Linked DNA regions of Homo sapiens: region 2 is linked to region 1. Evidence: chromatin contacts called from ENCODE Hi-C data. All regions are on one chromosome and are shown on one strand. Each heading gives the region's core, a stretch centred on a gene start or an enhancer-like site at or near the end of the contact. The rest is flanking DNA. Distances are from core to core; before and after follow the strand shown.

What was found. Hi-C counts contacts between places; a loop is a spot of excess contacts on that map. Pooled maps may share reads with other maps.
Region 2: a loop to region 1 is called in a map with no recorded cell type, with 10 times the contacts of the local background. The contact joins two enhancer-like sites. A Hi-C loop is called at or near these places in 3 of 37 single-sample maps with no recorded cell type and 2 of 50 pooled maps.

Annotation. Positions count from the first base shown.
Region 1 is chr22:43,376,697-43,379,655 of GRCh38, reverse strand. The region is part of intron 3 of LOC105373053 (a long non-coding RNA gene); the gene reads left to right. Among named protein-coding and RNA genes, the nearest start is that of LINC01639, 22 kb to the left of the region's middle. Within about 2 kb of position 1,525, at least 6 of the 41 ENCODE cell types and tissues checked have a DNase peak (open chromatin) inside an H3K27ac peak, as active enhancers do.
Region 2 is chr22:42,928,894-42,931,593 of GRCh38, reverse strand. The region is part of intron 1 of PACSIN2 (protein kinase C and casein kinase substrate in neurons 2); the gene reads left to right. Among named protein-coding and RNA genes, the nearest start is that of ARFGAP3, 73 kb to the right of the region's middle. RefSeq lists a silencer at 708-787. Within about 2 kb of position 1,398, at least 23 of the 41 ENCODE cell types and tissues checked have a DNase peak (open chromatin) inside an H3K27ac peak, as active enhancers do.

The sequences.
Region 1 (2,959 bases), core at 276-2,775:
TCCATAGTTTTCTTGGGATGTATGTAAATGTGAATTTCTTTTTATTTATCTTGCTTGGGATTCACTGGGCTTCCTGGATCTGAGATTTGTTATGTATAATTTCACAAAAGTATCAGCCATTACCTCTTCGTGTATTGCCCGTTCTCCTATTCTGTTAGCTCCTTCTAGAACTCTAAATACACGTACATTAGGCCCTGCCACTTAATTTTTCTGGATAATTCCTTTGGTTCTACTAGCTTATTAAACCTCTCTTTGGCTGTGTGTAATCTGCTGCTCGCTCTGCTCATTTCAAATTTCAAATGCTACATTTTTCACTTCTGTACATTTTATTTGATTCTTTTTCAAATCTGGTTGTTCCTTTTTTTTTTTTTTTTTTTTTTTTTTTTTTAGATGGAGTCTTCCTCTGTCTCCCAGGCTGGAGTGCAAATGGCACGATCTCGGCTCACTGCAACCTCTGCCTCCCGGGTTCAAGCCATTCTCCTGCCTCAGCCTCCCAAGTAGCTGGGATTACAGGCACATGCCTTCACACCCAGCTAATTTTTGTATTTTTAGTAGAGACAGAGTTTTACCATGTTGACCAGGCTGGTCTCAAACTCCTGACCTCAAGTGATCCACCCACCTCAGCCTCCCAAAGTGTTGGGGTTACGGGCGTGAGCCACCGCGCTCAGCCCTGGTTGTTCCTTATGCTCTCTTATTCCCTGAACTTCAATTTTAATTGTTTGAAAACATAAAACTAGTTATTTTAAGTGTATATTCTGCCTGTGATCATTTCAAATCTGAAAGCTCTAAGGTTCCACTTGTACTGTCTCTTGTTTCTGCTGGTTCTCTTATCTTCCTTGTGAAGTTTATTAATTTTCACTGGGAGCTGCTCATTTTCTTGGGGACTTTGTGGACATTTCTATAAGGCTGAGATTGTAGCTGAATTCCTCGAGGAAGGTTTAAGGTTTGCTTCTGCAAGCTGACTGCGGGTACTATCAAGCAGGGGCCAGTTTCAATTTTCAACTTGAGTTTTTTTAAACCACACAAGTAGCAGGAATTCAAACTGAAAATCACGTGAGGGCCAGCTTGTGGTTACAGATTCTCAGTGGAGATATGTTTCTCTCAACCCAATGTCAAGGTCAGGGCAGGCAGGCTTCCTTTCTGTTCTCCTCTGCGGGGTGAGATTTGCTTTTCATTCTTTCTGACACTCTAGACATAGACCTTTTGGACTCAGGCTTTGAAGAGGTCTCCTATTACAGCCCCCCTTGGGGGAAGCCCAGACTTTATCTCCTGTCCCTTGCACCTCACACAGCTATGGAAACACAGGCTCCAAGTCTCCAAGGCGTCTACCTTTGCTTCATGTTGGAGATCCGTAACTTTCTTGCTTTCATGCTAACTCAGCAATGTGTAAAAAAAAAAACAAAGATTAAAACAATATTTTATCCAGCATTTTGGTTATAATCAGGGGAGTGATTAAAGGTATCGAATCTGGCAGAGTGCCAGAAACAGAAGCTCTCTCTCTCTCTCTCTGAGAACTTTCCAGAGTGTGCCTTGGCCGTGAGCCCATGCTTTTCTTTTAACACACACAAGAGCATATTCACAGATGTATCTGTGGGTTGCTGTTGCTGTTGTTGCAGTGTGTCCTCTTACATGGGCTTTTCAAGGGCCAGGAGGAAGGGAAAGTTAGGGGCTCTCAACCTTGATGTGGACATGAAACAATGAAGACTCTGGAGAAATGTATGGAGAAAGTTGAATAATGGAGTGATGGCTGTTATATGCGTGCAGCATATTTGCACGTCACCCGTTGTTAATCACAGCTTCCCCTCTGTACCGGGGAATGCATTTCAACCAGGATATGGTCACAGAAAGCTTCAAAACTGACCTGCAAAAAAAAAGTTTTCGTGCCACAAAATGAAAATGCTTCTTGCCAGTTGGAATCACACCAACCAAAGCTGGGCCTGTGGATCTTAGCAGCCCTAACCAGAAGGCCCAACCGACGGGCGTCAAGAGCCTGGCAGGGAAAGCGCTGGACTGTCTGATGGAGCGTGCATGCTTCAACCCTCATCTTTCTTAAAATGGAAGCAATCCCGGTCCCTAAATATACATGGGTCTTTCAAAACCTTGCTCCTTCTCCCACCTACCTTCACACTTCTGACTCAAGGGGGAAAAATAGCCCTCCAGCAATTCATCTCCTTCACGGGCTGCCGGCAAGCTTATAATTTTTTTTCACAGCTGAGTTATTTCTGATCTATGTCCTGGCAAAAAGAAATATAGAGCAACAGTGGCTGGGAGACGTTTGGAAGCTGTGCCAAGCCAAACAGTGTCTAAAAGTCTACATTTGAGCCGCCAACCTTGGGAAAGTGTGTTTTAACTCTACAAAAAAAAAAAAAAAAAAAAAAAAAAAAAACACACACCAAAAACCTTAAAACACTCGTGATGTAAAACGAACTTAAAATGAGGGTCAGAAAGGAACTCTCATGAGTTATAACGGGAGGCAGCCCCCCAGCCCCTGAACGTGTGGTCTCACATACCCCTTCTGAAGGCATCAGAAGAACCACAAAGCATTGCAGCTCAGCAGGTCCCAGAGGCCCCTGGGGACAGCGAAGCTTGGAGGTGACAGACAAGCTTGTGAACCTCACCACACTGCGGTTGACGCCTTCTTCACCTCTTAGCCGGGTGCTCCTGGGCAATGCATTTGACCTGAGCCTTCAGTTGCTGAACTGTAAAACTGATGCTAGAAAACCCACCTTGTGAGGTCAACACAGCAATCAGATAAAATTATATAGGCAATCACACATAATCACAGTGCTTAGAGAGTGCTAGTGCTTACTAAGTGCTCACGATGACAAATGCCGCGTTTGTATTGTTGTACTGATGCTTAGTAGATGATAATGATAATGATGAGGTTGATGATGATAAAGGAGGAGGAGTAGAAGAAATTGAATCTGAGAGAGAGAGAGAGAGACATGATTAAAGTAAT
Region 2 (2,700 bases), core at 149-2,648, 450 kb after region 1:
CTGTTCCTGTTTCAGGGCAGCCATCGGCTTTGTGGAGCCCTCTGAACCCTGGCTGGTTCCATTGACGCTGACTGTGTTCCTCCACTACCTTCCCATCACCTAAGGTCTCTTCTGTCTCGGACACCTCCTGCCTCTCCCACTCTGCACCTGCCCCATTCCCATCCAAGGTTCACCTTGGTGTCGCTGGCTTGGAAGCCATTTCCTCACTTCCCTGGGTGGAAAGCAGCTACTTCAGTCCTCCAACAATCCCAAGGAGTGGTAGGCAGTGTTAGTTTTGTTTTCTGGATGAGGAAACTAAGGTTCAGGAAGGTTAAGTAACGTGCCCCTGGTTACCCAGCTGGTTTGCAGCAAGGCTGGGATTCATTCATTGCTGCTTCTCACATATCATTGCCTCGTGTAAGCCAGGTGCTGTGCCCAGCCGTGGGATACAACTGTGAACAAGGCAGGTGTGAGTTAGGTGTCTGCCTCCCTCAACACCTTGAGCTGTTTGAGCAGGCAGGCGTCTGGAATAGGCATGCAGTGAACACTGAGCGAATGAATGAGTGAATGAAAGAATTCCTGTCAACATTCTACTCTTGTTGGACTCGGGTTGGCATGCTGCCTCCCTTAGCATCCAGCCTGTCACTCTTCAGAGTCACGCACACGTGACTCACCTCTGCCTTTCCTTGGTGTCTTTTGTTGCCTGTGTCTCATGCAGGAGGCAGCACAGCCTGGTGGCTCAGGGAGGCTCTGGAGCACCTGGTCTGGGTTTGAATCCAAGCTCTGCCCCTTACTAGTTGTGTGACTTGGGCACGTTATTTAAACACTCTTATGCCTCTGTTTCTTCATCTATAAATTTACTTTTGAACTTGAACTGTCAAAAACTTTCATTTTTTAATTCTTAAACTTTCCCACTGACCCAAACCAGATTGAGAAATTGGATAACCAAAACCATGGAGGTATTTTTGCTTTTTATGAGCGTGCCTTTTGTTATTTCAAAATGACCTACTTTCATACTTCCAAATGCATTTTAGAAACATTTTGATTAATTTAAAAGACAATCATTTTCAAAATTAGTTTATTGAATAACTTTTTCCCTTGTTTATGTGGTGTGAACGTGGGTATCCATGTACTTCTTGGGTCAGGATTGAGTGGGTGCCTCATCTGTGCTAGGCTCTGCGTGAGACACGAGGACAGGAGGGTCCAGAGAAGGTCTGAGAGCTGAGACAAAGGTGCTGAGTGTGTCCAGGGCCCAAACCCAGAGGTCCTGGTGCTGCTGCATGTTGTGGCTGTGGAATTGGGGCAGAGAGCACAGGTAGCAGGAAAGTGTGTGAGTTAGGCTGCATGTCACAGAGACCCTCAAAATAATAGTGGCTTAAAGAGAAGTTTATTCCTCTCATCTGCAGAGTCCAGAGGTGGCATGGCTGGTGGGCACACCACACTGTCAGAGACCTAGACTTCCTCTGTCTCGTTTTGTGCATGGCTCTGTTCCCAAGTCACCTCATGGTTCGCGATGAGAAAAGCATGGCATTCATATTTAACACGGCGAACTTTGTGCTAGGATTGGGACACAAAAATAAACTCCATGTGGTTCCTGCCCTCAAGGATCTTAGGTCTCTTGGGAGAGACAGATGCCTGGATGACCGCCCTCCATCTGAGGTTGATTGGAAGGAGCCCTGTGTGAGAGGAACACAGGCAGGCAGGCCAGGCAGCAGAGCTGACATTTGGGAATAAAGGAAGTCTTTATGAAAGAGGTGGCATCTGATCTTGATCTTAAAGAATAATTAGTATCTTGACACTCATCTGGGAGGCTGTTTGAGGGAGAAGGATACTGTGAAGGGAGGTACGAAGACCTGAAAGGGCAGGGCTCTGTTTGGAGCCCCGGGTGGCGGGTCACTCTCCTGCCTTGTCCGAGTTGAAGTAGACCATCATTCTGGAGCAGACGTCACACAATTGGAAAGATGTCCCCAGCTGTGTGATTAGTATGACATCCATTCTAAAAGGTGAACAAAAGAACCTGGAAAGAAACCAGACAGGATCGTTTTGGAGTTCTGAGATACTCATTCTTTTGCCTGTACTTTGGAAGCAGGATCAAGCCATTCGTAGGCACGCCACTCCCACTGAACATTTCACAATCCACTGAGCCCAGTGCTGTCACTGTGTTTCAGTTCTCAGAAGCTATTGACAGCATCTTCAATGAGAAGTCCTGGGACCCAGAGTCAGAGCACTTTTTACTGGTTTTGCAAGATACAAATATTAATTGCTGTTGACTTTCCCTTTAAATTTTAGCCTCTGTATGTGGGCAGGACTTGTAGCATAGATGAGACCTTGTGTTACCAACATTGTAAGTAATTTATGTGATGTGGACGTGCTTGGGAAGCATGGACTTTCTTTATGCTGACTGTGGCTTGTTTCACAGTGAGACCCTGATAATGAGCTCAAGCCCGGACATTGGGGTCCTGGTGAGTATAGTTGCACAGGGCGGCCGTCAGGCCTGGATCTGATGAAGTAGGGAGGATCTTTGCAGCCATGCTCACTGCACATACACACTCTTATAATTACTCGGCTTTAATTCACGTTTATTCTTCCATAATCTCCTGCTTATAGGAGGCTGTCTTAAAACATTTTAAACTCAGAGAACTCTAAGAGCTTGTTGAATCCCACTCTCTTCTTTTCATGTGAAAGTAGTTGGATGCTGAGAAGATAAGGGACTTGCCCAAT